2 separate regions of the Homo sapiens genome follow, and region 1 is linked to region 2. A link is a loop called in an ENCODE intact Hi-C map of the cell type or tissue named here. Cell type or tissue: PC-9. All regions are shown on one strand.

What was found. Peaks named below come from ENCODE experiments on the same cell type or tissue, not always from the same donor. Only the 100,000 strongest peaks of a DNase experiment are listed, where the experiment ranks them.
Region 1: a loop joins it to region 2, with 3 times the contacts of the local background. A loop is called at or near these places in 8 of 110 quality-filtered maps.

Annotation. Positions count from the first base shown.
Region 1 is chr1:178,447,884-178,455,883 of GRCh38, reverse strand. It overlaps RASAL2 (RAS protein activator like 2), which reads right to left. Exons shown (of 18, transcript NM_170692.4): 10 at 4,169-4,313; 11 at 3,232-3,468; 12 at 1,236-1,437. Among named protein-coding and RNA genes, the nearest start is that of CLEC20A, 45 kb to the left of the region's middle. In PC-9, no CTCF peak of the experiment used is centred here; no DNase peak of the experiment used is centred here.
Region 2 is chr1:178,307,383-178,315,382 of GRCh38, reverse strand. All of the region lies in intron 3 of RASAL2 (RAS protein activator like 2), which reads right to left. Among named protein-coding and RNA genes, the nearest start is that of CLEC20A, 190 kb to the left of the region's middle. RefSeq lists a silencer at 4,375-4,669. In PC-9, CTCF peaks have their summits at 4,347 and 4,550 (motif pointing left); a DNase peak (open chromatin) is centred at 4,472; H3K27ac peaks cover 398 bases.

The DNA.
Region 1 (8,000 bases), 140 kb before region 2:
ACTTGCTTTATCCATTTCAATCATTTTTTTATTTAGGGAATTCTTATTCTCATGGGGTCTTAGGGGTCCCCTTCAACTGTCAGTCAGTTTGGCATAGCTGCCTTTGGGTCTTTGCCTTCTCAACAATCAACAGACTCTTCTACCCTACTCAAACAGGGATAGATGCCACCAAGGCCTTTACTTGCTCAATAATGTTGGGCTACGATTCACATGAAAAGGGTTTATCTTTGGCATAGCTGCAACTTAAAAATCTAGCTAGCATTTCTAAAAGTGAAGAAAAGGTCCTCGAGAATAAGGAACAGTTTATTGTTTTACAAATATTTTAAGCACTGGAGGACACATTACCACATATGTTTCCTCAGCAAAGTGGTCTTTGTTAATAGGTTTTATTCCCCTTCAAATTTTACTGATATAGCATTTTTATTGATAGGAAAATAGAGGAAAATAAGTAGATCATTATCATAGAAAAATGACTGTCTTTTGAAGTTATTCTAACATACCACCACACATATTTATAAAGTGCCTGTAGCAAACAAAAACATCAATAAATAATTATTGTAATAAGCCTAGCCAACGTCTTTTAGACTATTTTTTACTACCAAATCTATTCCTTTTTGTTAAATTCCAGAAGGAAGAAAATGATTGGCATGGTGTATATTTACTTATTAATACGGTATATAATAAAATTCTTAGCAAACGATTAAAAATAATTGCTTTCTGTATTCTTAATTCACATCTGTAAAGAAAGAAAACAATGACTGTTAGCACTAATAATTATATGAAACTCTATGACTTGTATAGTAAAAAAATTTGTTTCATGGGTAGTTACTTAAAACATGATAAACCTAGTATTTTCTTAGCTAAATCTATACTTTTATTAGAAATTACTATATGAGGTTTCATCTTATCCTATTAGACATGCATAAGGCTGTATATACCAATATATTAGTTTCTAGTCAAGTTTTCAGATATGCACTCTGTATATATAAATTTAGAGAAATATACTCCATTAATTCAGATAATTATTAAAAACATATATTAATAATGTCATGGTTTTCTAGAGTTTCATGGTTGTCGATCTCATATTTTACTCAGAAATGATGACCATTTACTCTCAGATTTCTAGGGTAAACAGTTGCTTTCAATTAGCAGAAAGAGTGAGTGCTATCACTCTATAGTTACTTTCCAGAATTCAGGTACATTAAAGTTCTCTATCTTCCACCAACCTACTTTACCTTATCAAGTTGGGAAACTACTTCCCACAGTAAGGAATGCAAAACTGAAAGCTCTCGGCCCAGATCAATGTAACCATCAAAGCCTGGGGTGTTTGAGATGGTGTCTGGATTAGAGATCTCCAAAAGAAAGCGCTTCATTCCACCCCATTCATGTTCTAAAAAATCATTCATGAATGCCATGTATTCCTCTTTGTTACCAAACCTGAAGTAGAGGATGAGAAAATGAGAAAGAACATATTCAAGAGAGATATGATCATTTTGATTTGACATTACACAGAACTATTACTTTTTTTTATTTTGTGGAGGGAATGACTAATTTTGTTTATTATCTATAAGTGATAAATGTTATAACATACTTTCTTAATATCACTTTAATATTCTAATGCTTTGAGAATAGCTTTCTATTCTCTCTAAAGGGTAAAGCCAAAACTCCTTTTTTTTTTTTTTTTTTTAGTTCTGGGATTTAAATTTCTCTGCAATATAGCCCTCACTTACCTACCAAAAGCTCACCAGTACAAACCTTCAATACTGCTAGCTTCTACAAAGTCTCCCAAATATATTACACATTTTTTTCTTCTCCAAGCTTTTGCCCATGCTATTTACTTGCACTAGAGAAAAACTTCTCTCCTTTGCCTATCTAGATTCTAGCTATCTGCAGGGCCTAGTTTAAGTCCATAAAACCTGTTCCAAAATAAAATATAAATATTTTTAGCTCAAATATCGATAAATATGTATATTTCTGCATTGGCTTATATATAAATTATACAAAATTAAAATAGTACACCTCTAAAAAGCCACCACTTATACTAGAAAACAATCTGTTCACTGAAGTTCCAATTTTTTTCTTCAATACATTGCTAACAGAAACTTGTCTTTAAGCATCAATACTGAGTAAATCTGTGGTCAGTTCTGTAAATGTGAATTCCTTCCCAGCCATTTCTTAAATTTATTTTCTATAAATTATAAAAATATCATAAACTTACTGAAAAAAGTTTGAAACAATGAAAAGTAGAAAGAAAAAAGTGTGGATGTATCATTCAAGCTACCCAAATATATCTGCTGTTTATATTTTAGTACATTTCCTTCCCAACTGTTTTCTCCTAATTTTCTTTTGAAAAATTTTAAACCTACAGAAAAGTTGAAAGAATATACAATGAATACCCATATGCCTTTCATCTACAATAACCAACTGTTATATTTGCCAAGTTTGCTTTCACACCCTCTCTTTCTAGACAGATTTTTTTTTTTTTCTTTCTGGAACCATTTTAAACTAAGTTGCAGACATCACCTCTAAATAGTTTAGCGTCCATTTCTTCAGAATAAGGAATATCTCTTACATAAACCAATGCTATTATCACACTAAAACTTTTAAAAACATTATTCACGAATTATCTTATCTATATATTTAAATTCCACCCATTGCCCCCAAAAGGACATATATATATATTTTTCCAACTTAAGATCCAAATAAGTTTCAAGTATTGCATTTAATCTCTTTTAATCTAGAACAGCCCCCCTCCATCTTTTGCATTTTTCATAAAATTGTCTTTTTTGAAGTGGCCAGGATAATTGTCTTAGACATTGTAACCGCAGAATTTGTCTTTTCTTCCCAACTTTTTTTATACTTAGATTTTTGTGTTTTCATATTGCTGGGATAACAGTATACATACCACTTTTTATTCTGCCCTTTTTTTCCCACTAAAGTATTTTTATCAGCACTTTTAATATAATTTTATCTTCATGCTCTATATTATTAGATAGTTTTTGTAAACAGTTTGTAGTGCCTGCAAATATTCCATTGAATGCATGTATCATAGGTTACTTAACCATTCCTCTATGAAGTGATTAAGTTGTTTCCATTTTTTTGCTATATTTATTAATAACACAGTGAAAATCTGGTAACATGAGTGATGAGGCTCCCAACCCTCATCCAAATTTTAGGCCTCAAGTATTTTTTAAACTGTGTTTTTAAAGTGGTTACAACAGTATCACCTACTTGGCAAAGTTGGCCAGGTTCTGAATGACCTTGGCAATAAGAGTTAGAGTCCGAGATGTGCGGTCATCAGGATACTCCTGCATAAGGTTGAAAAGACTGGGAGACATAATGGCTGGACACAGAAAACGGAGAAATAATGAGGCACTGATGAGCCTCTCGCTGATGTCTTGCTTGCCACGGTTCAGGCACTGCTGCTTCCATGATGCAAACACTTCTTTCAACTCACGAGGGAAAACACTAGGGAAGGAAAGAAGTACCAAAACCTCTAAACACAGAAGTACCAGTACAAGCACAAGTGATTCCACCCTGACCCAATATACTTTTGCTTAAGAGTCAGGCTGTGAGGAGGACCTAGTAGAAATTCCGGGATGAGGTTTTACCTGATTCATGGCTGAGAGGCGGTGGAAAATTCACAGAGGCCAGATGGAGACTGGAAACCCAAGGCTACAGAACTCTGGATTAGTTTAAATTTAGTTTTGCAAAGTGGGAAAATGGCATGAGGCTCCTGACTAAACCATCTGGTTTAGTATAACTCACCATAATCTCTCTAAAGACTGTTTATCAAAAATCTTCCAAAATTTCGCCAATTGCTGGAGTTAGAGCAATGATCAAAATTCATGAACACATCTGTTCAACACTAGTAAATATTTTAGAAAGCAAAAGAAATACTTTTGATATTAGAGGCTATAGTACTAATATTCTATTAGAGAGATTATATTTATGTAGATAGCCAGTTCAAAAGTACTTCTGCTTACAATAGAGATTTCAATTTTAGACGGGACTGTATTAGGGAAACTTTCAATTTTTCTCCAAGACCCTCCCCTTTGGTTGTAAAATAATTGTTAACATTGTGATGACTTTTACATGAAAAAATGTAAGTTCCACTGTGATGACCTTTACATGAAAAAATGTAAGGCAGAGGATAAGATAAGCTCACCAGTAAGAGTTGATGATCTTGCAGAAAGCCAGCTCACAGCACATTTTCAGGTTGCTCTGATGGTCTATCAGTTCACTAGATGAACATTTGCTGGGATCCACTTCACAGTTCTCATCGGACTCATACAAAGCTTTGATAAACTCCCCTATTTGAAGAGAGAAGATAACGGTATAGCTATAAACAGTGTCTTCCTGAATAGAATAAAAGGACTTATGATTTCTGTCCTAAAACGTATAATGGGGAATTCTTTTCTAGATCTGACAGGGAGGGCACAAAAGATGGCCCATGAAGCCTCATTGCTTTGGAACCCAAGAGTTGCCACATCCTACATATCATGTTTATTTTTCTTATCCTGGAAGTGGAATAACAGCAATCACTAACATCATCATCACAGTATTTATAAAAGTGGTAATGATACTACTCAAAAAATGTATTAAACTAAATATATGTTTAATTAGTACAAACTTGTTATGTTTTAAGGCTCGCTCTACTTAGGTGACTATTATTGTTATTCTAGAAGAACAAATGACCCAAGCTTGATTGAATAGTCCAGTGAAGGTTTTAAGTGCTAATGTTGGTGCCAAACACGGATGCAAGTAAGGATCTATCTTCTATGTTTACCTCTTGTAACGGAGACAGTCATTCAACATTGCACAATAATATAGCAGATCTCCTTACATAATCTGTATATGCTTTTCCATATAAATTTAGTTTAGAAGCCGTGTTCATACGGCCTATGCTCTATGAAGATACACCCACTATTCCCTGAAAGAACAAATTCCTACCTTACCTGTTTATCCTCTAGTATACACCATACCTTGTATATCTTCGACTACTTCATATTTCTCATTATTTGTGTTTGTTTCATTCCTAGGATGAATACCTTCAGAGGTTAGGTACTAGGTTTTATTCATGTTCAAATCTTGACTCTTCTGAATAGCTCCCAAAATGTTACAGGTGCTCAATAAATATTTATCAGAGATGGCAGTATGTATTCTTGGTTTTTTATAGGTCTTTATGAAAGAGGAGTGGATCTTTCAAAGATCCTCCTAAATATGTGTTTATTACTTGAGGTTCAGGCTAGTTATAACAGACTTCATGAAAGTGAACAATAATGCCTGCAAAACTAAGTAGCAGCATCAGCAGCAGAAAGAGCATTTCTATCAAAGTGGTTAGTATTTGGATAAATGAAAGCTTTTAAAAATACCCGTGACAGGAGATGAGAAGCGATAATTTTGAGGAAAAATGCTTAGAGAACAGGAAACAATGTGGTATACAGAAAGGAAAGTGGTGCACAGAAAAATTAAAGGCATTGAGGTCAGAGATCTAGGCTCAAATCCGGATCCATCATTTAACTGACTGTGGGGCCTGGAAAAGTCACTTAATTCGTCTGAGTTTCAGCTGTCTTGTTTGTAAAACAGTGTTAATAGCAATCATCCTGTAGAGTTGTGGTGAGGAACAGACATAATGCATGAAAAGCATCTAATATGGTACCTGGCTCTTAGTAGGTGCACCATACAAAAAGTATTTTAATTTAAAAATCATGCAACTTTTGAATAATTTTTTGTCAGGTGAAATGGCCAAAACTAGTAAAAGACTGTTTTAAAATGTTATCAATTCTCCCAAGATATGTAGTCAATATGTTCTCTATGTCTCCTGTGCTATGTGTTTCCACAATTAAACTTCATTTAAAGAGTACCTAAATTTAAAACTAAGAAATCAATGTCAAATATCCCATGTAAAAACTGGCCAAACTCTACACCTGTATCCTAAATATTCTGTTTAGTGACTTCTTTTAGGTTATATGTATTCAAGGGAAAAAATACTAATATTAATAAAAAACATGAATATTAACCATATTTTTCTTTAATTCTTCAAGAAAAGTGCCAGATAAATAACTCCAGGGCCCAGAAGTAAATTAATTGTCTATAGTACCAGCTTAAAAAGTTTTTGTCCCTGATTATCACATATTTAAAATGCTCCAAAATAGAAAAATAATACTTTAACTGTTGAAACAATAACCAATGTTTGAGCATGCAGAATGTACCATATTGAAAGGAGAGGCTTTTATTGATTTGTAACTAGAAGGTGCTTAATTACCAACACAGATTAAAAAACCCACTTAAGTTTGCCTTCTTGCATTTGAAAAAAAAACCAGAGCCAAAGGGGGTGCTTGTTATGTTGTTTACATGTTAAGTTTGTGCCCAGAATGTTCTATGATGTATTTTCTATGTAAATCATTAACTCATTACTATCTGGCATAAAAATTTCACATGTAGGAATAAGTCAACAAGGATGGACATATTACTGCCGAAAGAAACCTGCCTCCACTGCTACAAGTGGAAATCAGGTCTTTTCATCAGGGCTTTCTTTAGTGTATCTCACAGATAGTATTTCCTGTGTGTCACAGGATACCAAGGTGCAATCTGATTTCAATTGGAAAGGTAAAATGGGATAATAGATGGAAGATTCAAGTCTAAACAATGCAGAGTCTGTGCAGAAAGAGTGACGCTTTAATTAAGATAAGGACTGGCTAAGAAGCAGACAGATATCGTACACTATTACTGGCAACTTTTAAAATCAATTCTCTCTGAAAATTCTTCAAGCAGTCTGGAAACAGCATCTATTTCCTGCCCAAAGTATATGAAATATAGCAAAACTTTAACGAGAAGAAGACAATACAGCCCCTGTCCTGAAGAAGCTTACCAATTAATTCTGCTTATGCTCTTAGAAGCAGCAGCCATTTTTACTACTCTGGCCCTTGCTCTTGGATTATAAATATTATTACAGAGATTTCTGAGGGGTTAATTGAATTTCTTTCCATGTCCACTGAATTAATTTTCATGCCTCATTGAGCCCATCGGCCATTTAATCATTCACTGTTATAAAAAGACTAGTATCCACTTTTCATTTTGGAAATTATTTCATTCAGAAATCCTGTTTAGCACACTGAATTTCAAATATGAATAATTGATTTCAAAGAAGCAGATAGTCAATAAATACTCACTCCTATCTCCATAGAATGGAGAATACGGTTTGAGATGCTTTTTTTTTTTGGTGGACTTTTTTAACAAAACACAAATCATTAAAGCAAATCATGAGATATAATTTATGGCTGTAATAAGCTCTTTATGTAAATGACACTATAAACCTCTTTGTACTTTTCTTAAGCTCTTTGTACCATTCTTAATGTCTATATGATTAGAGAAAAAAATATGAAGATAAGCAGGAAGACAAAAAATCTGCTTCAGAGCAGAAACTAATTGTAGTAGCTACTATAATGTGTCTGCTTCATGTAAACACAGTGATCCTGTTTCTTGAATGGCGACTCACTCTATTCCTTACAGCCTGCCTCCTTTCCTCCTGAAACCAGTGTGAGCCATCACTAGTGATATTTAAGGTGCCAAATGCAATATCCATTCTTTTTCTTTACCTTCCATAATTTCTGACTCTACTGATGCTCTCTTCTCTATTGGTATCTAGGACTCAGTATTTTCCTGGTTTTCTTTCTTTTTTGGATGCTCTCTCTTTCTCTGATCACTTCTCTGATTCCTCTTCTTCATTCTATACCATAAACCCAGGTGCACTCTAAGATCTATCCTTGGCCCTGTTCTCTTCCTGCTCTGGTAATCTTACAGCTTCATTTAACCTCTCCACAAGCATAAATTAGTCTCAAATTTCCAACAGCCAGCTAGACAGGTATCTTAGATTGCCTATCTAAAACCCCTGAGATTTCCTACTAGAACTTCAAATTGAATATATATGTAATTTCCACTGTTTCACACCTACTACTTCTGTGGTTTCTATTCCTGTTAAGAATCTCATCATCCCC
Region 2 (8,000 bases):
ACCATTGTGGAAGTCAGTGTGGCGATTCCTCAGGGATCTAGAACTAGAAATACCATTTGACCCAGCCATCCCATTACTGGGTATATACCCAAATGACTATAAATCATGCTGCTATAAAGACACATGCACATGTATGGTTATTGCGGCATTATTCACAATAGCAAAGACTTGGAACCAACCCAAATGTCCAACAATGATAGACTGGATTAAGAAAATGTGGCACATATACACCATGGAATACTATGCAGCCATAAAAAATGATGAGTTCATGTCCTTTGTAGGGACATGGATGAAATTGGAAATCATCATTCTCAGTAAACTATCGCAAGATCAAAAAACCAAACACCACATATTCTCACTCACAGGTGGGAACTGAACAATGAGATCACATGGACACAGGAAGGGGAATATCACACTCTGGGGACTGTGGTGGGGTGGGGGGAGGGGGGAGGGATAGCATTGGGAGATATACCTAATGCTAGATGACGAGTTAGTGGGTGCAGCGCACCAGCATGGCACATGTATACATATGTAACTAACCTGCACAATGTGCACATGTACCCTAAAACTTAAAGTATAATAAAAAATAAATAAATAAATAAAGTGAGAGGAAGCTGTTTTTAGTTTTATAAGTATCTGTGATGCCTACCACTTCAAATCAAATAAGATGTTACAACTAGTATTGAACAAGCACAGAAGCTTGCTTTACTTCACAGAGAAACACTAAAAATACTGAATCTCAGTCAAAAAAAATATTGTAAACATAATAATTTCCCCAATATTTTGGGGGAAAAAGAGATAAAGAAAATCTTACCATGAGGCCAAATAATAGAACATTAGAAAGTAGTTTGAATTCATAAAATGACAGTTTGAAACATAACACTTGTCCAATAACCCTGTAGATCATGTTTTATTTATTTCATTTTCATGCAGATCACTGGCAAATCTGTAATCTAAAGTAGGAAGCTGCGGTACTTTAAAAGCTGCAAGAGAATTATTTTGTTAGCCTAATATTTGCTAGGCTCACCACCAATACTACTTGGAAAACTGTAAAATAAAACGACTTACATACAGATAATTTTTCTTACTGACATTTTCTGAATTCTATTTATATGACACTGCAAGAGACACAGTAAAAATATTCCTAACCTAGGTATAAAAACTCCACTTTTGGATCTTCTCACGTGAGCAAAGGTTGCTGTGAGTCTACAAGAGACCTATGTGGAATTAATTCTTATGTATTTTACTATCGTGGTCCCTGGGTTTTGAATTCATCGGCAGAAATATAAACAATCAAAATGATACATTAAATCATAGGCACAGCATTTATGGTCTGCAGAAAACTTGTTCTTTAGCATTATTTCAGCTGAATTTTTATTTAACAAAGAGACAAAGAGAAGAAAATATCTTCTTAAAACATTCCTGAAGCATCCAATAGAGGTTGTTTTTATTGTCTATTAGATTATAATAATTTAACCTGAAAACGCCAAGAAGTTTTTAGTCTTGTTTTGTCAGATTCAATTTATCTTCCTTACCTTAGATAAGGAAAAACTAAGCTGTTTTAAAGGCTAACTTAATATCTTACTACAAGTGACTATAGAATGAGAAAAGACTTAGCTAATTTTAAAAACAGTATATTTTAGTAGTGTGAAACCCACCTGTCGTCATCAATGTAATATGCCCTCCCATTTAAATCCCTAAAAGCTAAGGAATTAATGCCCTTAATTAGCTGGGTGTGGTGGTGTGCACCTGCAGTTCCAGCTCCCTGGGAGGCTGAGGTGGGAGGATTGCTTGAGCCCAGGAGTTTGAGGCTGCAGTGAGCTGTGATCATGCCACTGCACTCCAGCCCGGGTGACAGAGTGAGACCCTGTCTCAAAACAGAAAAAAAAAAAATGTGCACACAGTTTAGAGTCAACTGGTTCTACAACTTGTTAAAACAAACAGCAATACCCAGCCCTCCTCTTTTAACACATTTCCTTCTGCAGAAGCAACCACTTTTACCTCTCTTAGCCAATTGTTTTGGTAGTTAACATCAAATATTGAATAATATTGCTTTGTTGATACTTTAAAATTTCTCTATTTTAGACATTATCTATTGACTTTCCACTATGAAAGATGAGAATGTGAATCCTTCCTCCTCCATCACCATCCCAGTAGGTGCATACATACTCCTATTCTCTCACCTTCCCTATATAGTTACATAATAATTTTGGTAAAGGCAAACAATATTATGACTATGTACGTTATTTAGACTCCAGCCACAGAGTAAATCCTATGTAGACTGTAGCATAGTGGTCAGGAGCATAGATCTTGAAGGCATACTTCCAGGGTTCAAAGCCTATCTTTGCCACTTAATGGCTGTCTAGCTATTTAGGCAAGTTACTTCACCTCTCTATGCCTCAGTTTCCTTATCCATAAAATATTCATTGTAACATTATCTACCTCTTGGGTTTACAAGGATTAAAAAATTCATATATGTAAAGTGCCCAATATGATAAAAAGTGCTATAGAAGTGTTCTCTTTGTCCTGAGCTACTTTTTTGTTTCTCTTATAGTGTTCTCTTGTATTATTCATTTGCTTAGATATCTATATGCTTATTGTTAATTCAACCACAAATGCGCTTCCTATTGTTTCCGCTGATTGAGTTAACTTATCAATTTTGTGTTCTTGGAAAGTCTCGCTACAGCCTTATCAGCTGCTCCAGTCTGAACTGGCTGTCTTTATTCTACATCTTGTACCGAGCTATTAAACTTGGTTCTGTCTTTAGCATTCTACTAAAAGTTCCCTTTTTCTCTCCCCTGTGCTAGATCTCCTGTCCTCATTCTTAGTAAAACATATCTTTCATTAGCTTCAGGAAAAATGATGTGTAGGAGGTAATCTTTTTTGAGTCTTGCATGTCTGAAAATGTCTTTATGCTATTCTCAAATTTGACTAATAGTTTACAGCTAAATATACAATTCTGGACTGGAAAAAAATTTCCTTCAGAATTTTGAGGGCATTCCTCATTGTTCTCTAGCTTCTGATATTGCTTATTGTAAGTCCGCAGCCTTTCTGATCCTTTGTATGTACTCCAATTTCCCTTTTTTTGCAGGTTTGTAAGACTGTCTCTTGTCACTAGAGACAATTTAGAATTTCATGAAATGTGACTTGTCATGGGAACTCAGTAAGCCCTTTCAATCTGGAAACACATATCTTTCAGTGGTGGGAAATTTCCTGAAATTATTTTGCTAGGGTTTTGCTCCCTTTCTTTCCCTTTTTCTGGAATTGTTGTTTTGATATTCAACTTCCTAGACTGGTCCTCTCATTATTTTATCTTTTTTTTCTCTCCACTTTCTATTTTCTCAATTCCATTTTCCAACCCTTATATTGAGTTTTATATTCTAATTTTTTAGTAGACAAAAGCTCAACTTTGTAAAACATTCTGTTCTTGTTTCATGTATGTAACATCCTATCTTTCTGAGGATATCAATCATTTTTTTAAAGTTTTCTGTTCCCTGCCTAGTCTCTACCTCCAAGTTGTTTTTTCCCTTTTTTCTTTTTCTTTTCTTCTTCTTCTTTTTTTGTATGTTTTAGTCTCTCTCTTTCAGGCTTTTCTTCAGATGTCCACTAATCTTGGGAAAGTTGGTATTCTTAGATCTTTCTTCTTGGGCTAAATACACCAAGGGGTATTCTACTAATCTCCTGCCTGTAGGGTAAAGGCAAGTGAGAGAAGAAAGGTGGAGGAGTCCCATCATTCAGCGTGCACATATTCACCTAATTCCCTCATATGTGGTAAAATGCCCTGTTCTCAATTTTGCCTAGTATCTCCCAATCCAAAGATACTTGGGCTTTTTTTTTTCCCTCCAAAGAGTATACTTGGAGTCTTATACTAAGGTGGAGGTATAGGTAGGAAGAACAGTTGTTCAGTGGAATGGGGAAGAGGAGGAGACCTGGGGATCTGCTACCACATATGTCTGGCTCAATTCCTGAGCTATTTAAAGATTCTGTGGTAAAGGTCAGCTTCATTTTTAGCCTTCTTCATAGCCAAGTTAAGATTTGGCTTTCTTAAGTAAGCTATGTCATTTGCCACACTCTATTTGCTTTTCAGCTTTCAATGTGTGTGTGTGTGTGTGTGTGTGTGTGTGTGTGTTTGTGTGTGTGTATGGCTGTTTTCTTCTTTCTCGTTCTCCATATCCTTGATGGATCATGTCTTTAAAATAAAACACCTTTAGTAGGTTTGGTGGAGTTTCTGGGAGGAGTATAATTAGATGCTTGTGTTCAATCTGCCATTCATCTCCTCCAGATGTCCAGGCTGAATCTAAAAATCATTCCTACTTCCCACCTGATTCTCCAACCACCACAGTGGTTTCCTAAGAACTTGGCCTTAGGGCTGATTAAGAGGAGCCTCTAGTGTGGGTATCACATTTTGGAGTACTCTACTCTGGTCTTCTTGGGCACCCATTTCCACAGAACTTGACTGTACAAACTGGGAACAGTAACCATGACAATAGCCTATACAAATGACTTCCACAAATTAGAAAGGGAGTCCTTTATTGAAGAAACTCTACTGCCATCTACTGGAAATTTTATGAAACAGCTACAAATCAGCGATAACAAGTGACAGGTAATTGGGTAACAGTTTGAGCAACCATAAGTGGCAGCACTGCCTTGGAGCCACCTTCACAGAAGTAAACAAATCTCCACTGTGCTAAAATATGGAAGATAAAAGAACAAATTAGGAATCCAAACTTCAAATTACAGCAGAATTGTGGTCTCGCACCTCAACTTAGAATTGAGAACTGATGTCCCAATCGAAAAAAAATGTTACTGCTAATCAAAATCTAGCTCATAAGAGTAACAAAAGTAACAAAATCAAACAGTAAAATTGATTTTAGTAGGTTAGCTTGAGAACTTAAGTACTAGTTTTTTTTTATTTTATTCATGTCAGTTTTGAGACCCAATTAACTACTTCCAAAAGAAAATCAGGAAAATGTTCAAATGTAAATGAAGTTTTTGCATTTAATTGGCTAATAATGCAAACTTCTTTCTAATGGGCAAATCTAACTATATCAGATTGGTAGTAAGGTCAGTTCTGTTATAATATTTGCTTTGAAAACTTTAATGTTCTACTGCAATTGATTTATTTTAGGTAACAATTTGCACATAACACAAAATCTGTGTTTCCTTATGCACAACCTTCACTACTCACATATCCTGTCTATCAATGCTATTATCATCCAGTAGTTTTATAGAAGATTCTAGCATCTTGAAAATATTTCACAAATTATCTAGATATTTCTAACAATGTCTTGGGAATAAAAACAGAGTCCTCACTAATTTACAAATTTCATCTGTAATAAACACTAAATGAACAAAGGAAACTCTACTCACCAAGCCATGTTGAATATACAAGATGTTCATATTCAGATACACCTCAAACATCTACCAGCTGCCTCAGTTCACTGCATGAGTGTTATTAGCCACACCCAACATGCCTGTTGTAACAACATTCTATCCGCTTTTAAATAACCCTCCTTCTATCAATTCAAAATACACTTACAAATTAGTCTGATGCCCTCTACCACAAGGAAACTTTAGGATTTTTTCAAGGTAAAGTGCTATATTCATTATAGTATTTGAAACCTAGTTTTATCACTTTTTTGTGTGTTACTGACCATGTTTTTGAGAGTAGTGCCCCTAACCACTTTGTCTCCACTTGCATAGTGTAGTGATTTTTAGGACTCTGTATGTCATATTATAACAGAACTGACTGTATATGGCTATTTTATCCCATAATCAAGCCAATTCTTCCAGAATATTACCATCAGTATTACCACATACATCCTTCCAAATCTTATTTCAAAGAATAAATATATAGTCACTCATGGTTTTTAAGAAAACCCAAAACTACTCAACCAAAACCTTGAGGAAGATTTTTCCAGGGTTTTCTACCTTAATTATTCATAATGATTTTGATAATTCTTGAGCTTATCTGAGTTCTCCTCAAATTACTTGCATATCACTGCCATCTATTAATGTGGAATACAAATATAATGCCTAGATATTATGCAGCTGTTTTAATGTGAGCTTTCTTATAGACAGTAGTCAAATAATCTTATTTTACAGGAGAGGAATAAGACATGACATTTTAAGGAAATTTCAAAGAAAATCAGTGGCTGCCATTATCCACTGAGCTCCAACTTTCAGAGCTAGAAATACCAGGATATTATTTTTTATAAAGATTTTGATCTTTATATGTATTAATATATCACCATAAAGTTCAAGGTCTGCTTCTGTTGGTTAAGTAAATACACACATTAATTTAATAGCCAATCTAAATATTGAGTACTACCATACACAGACATTATTTATCAGCATTTTTACTCTATTTTATAAAGGAAAGAATATATCTCTTATAATATTAAATCTTCATTATGCACATATCCTGTCTACCAATGCTATTACCATCCAGTAGTTCTACAGAAGATTCTAGCATCTTGAAATTATTGCATAAATTATCTAGATATTTCTAACAATGTCTTGGGAATAAAAACAGAGTCCTCACTAATTTACAAATAAAGTTAGAACTGAGGCTAATTTAATCTAACAGAAAGGGCCAGGGTTTAAACCAAGGTTTCCCAGCATGAGCAACATAGTGACACCCTGTCTCTAGAATAAATTAAAAAAAAAAATAGCCAGGCATGGTGGTGAGTGCCTGTAGTATCAGTTGCTTGGCAGGTGGAGGTGGGAGAATCAGTTGAGCCTAGGAAGTTGAGGCTGCAGTGAGTCATGATTACACCACACCACTGTAATCTAGCCTGGGCAACAGAGTGAGACCCTGCCTCCAAAAAAAAAAAAAAAAAAGCTAATGTTTGAATAATCAATATCTTTTATTAATTCTGATCAAAAGCTTTATCCTTTATAATATTTTTATAAATACCCTAGAGAACATATTCTACTTTAATATTAATTTTCTTCAAAGTTTTCTCAAGTTTTTGGTCACTCAGAGGTCAATAAACTTAGGAAAAGATGGTATAAAGTAAAAGGCTGGCTTTTCCTCAGAGTTTTCCAACTTAATTTCCTTTTTTGGTCTTCATGTATACAAACATAAAAATTTTAGATAGCTAGCTTTGACTCTAAAAGACTTTTGATACACTCTTCTCTAAGGCTTGCTAGAATATATCGGAGGCATACTATGTTAAATTATAATTTTAAATGTATTTACCAAATGTTTATAGGTTTTTGAGGACTCTAGGATAATAACACAAATTTACTATCACAGGCACAGTTTTTATAAAAATCCAGACATTCTGTAAGTAAGATGACGGGATAACTTTAATATTTTATTATAATATATTAAAATAGAGGCATGAGATCTCTGCAGCCTTGAGTTAGTAAATGTTTGGATTTGAATTTACCAGTTCAATCTGAACTTTCTGTTTGAGGACTGAGAAAGCCTCGGATTTACGAATGTTTGGCATTTTCTAATTAAACCAGCTTTATGAACATGTTTATGATGTTACATGCAAACAACTATCCTTGCTCATTTCAGGCTCATACTGTAGTTTGCCCATTTGGGCATGAAAACATGAACTTTACCGGAATGTCAAAGAAATACAACAAAAAGATTGGAGACAGCTCCAAATTCACCTTGTGCTATCCACCAGCCAAGCAGTAAGCAATATGCAATAACAGAGATAAATTTTCTTCCATAAATGCACAGTTCATAAAAATGTCCACTCTTCAGCTTTCACTTTTCCCCCTTCTCAGAGTTCTTGCAAGCTATTTGATAGCTTTGGTTTTTTTAAAAGAAGTTGAATTTGTAGGTTACATTGACATTGAAAATGACTATTTACTAATTTTAGTTCACACGGCCAACTAATATGCCTTCCAGTATTATTTGTATACAAAGAACCCTACTACCTCCTCTTGAAAATTCAGCAAGTCATGCTTTGCATGGTTTGAATCTAGATAGTCTTTTGATGAATAAATTAAAATCTGGATACTGTTACTAGGGGAAA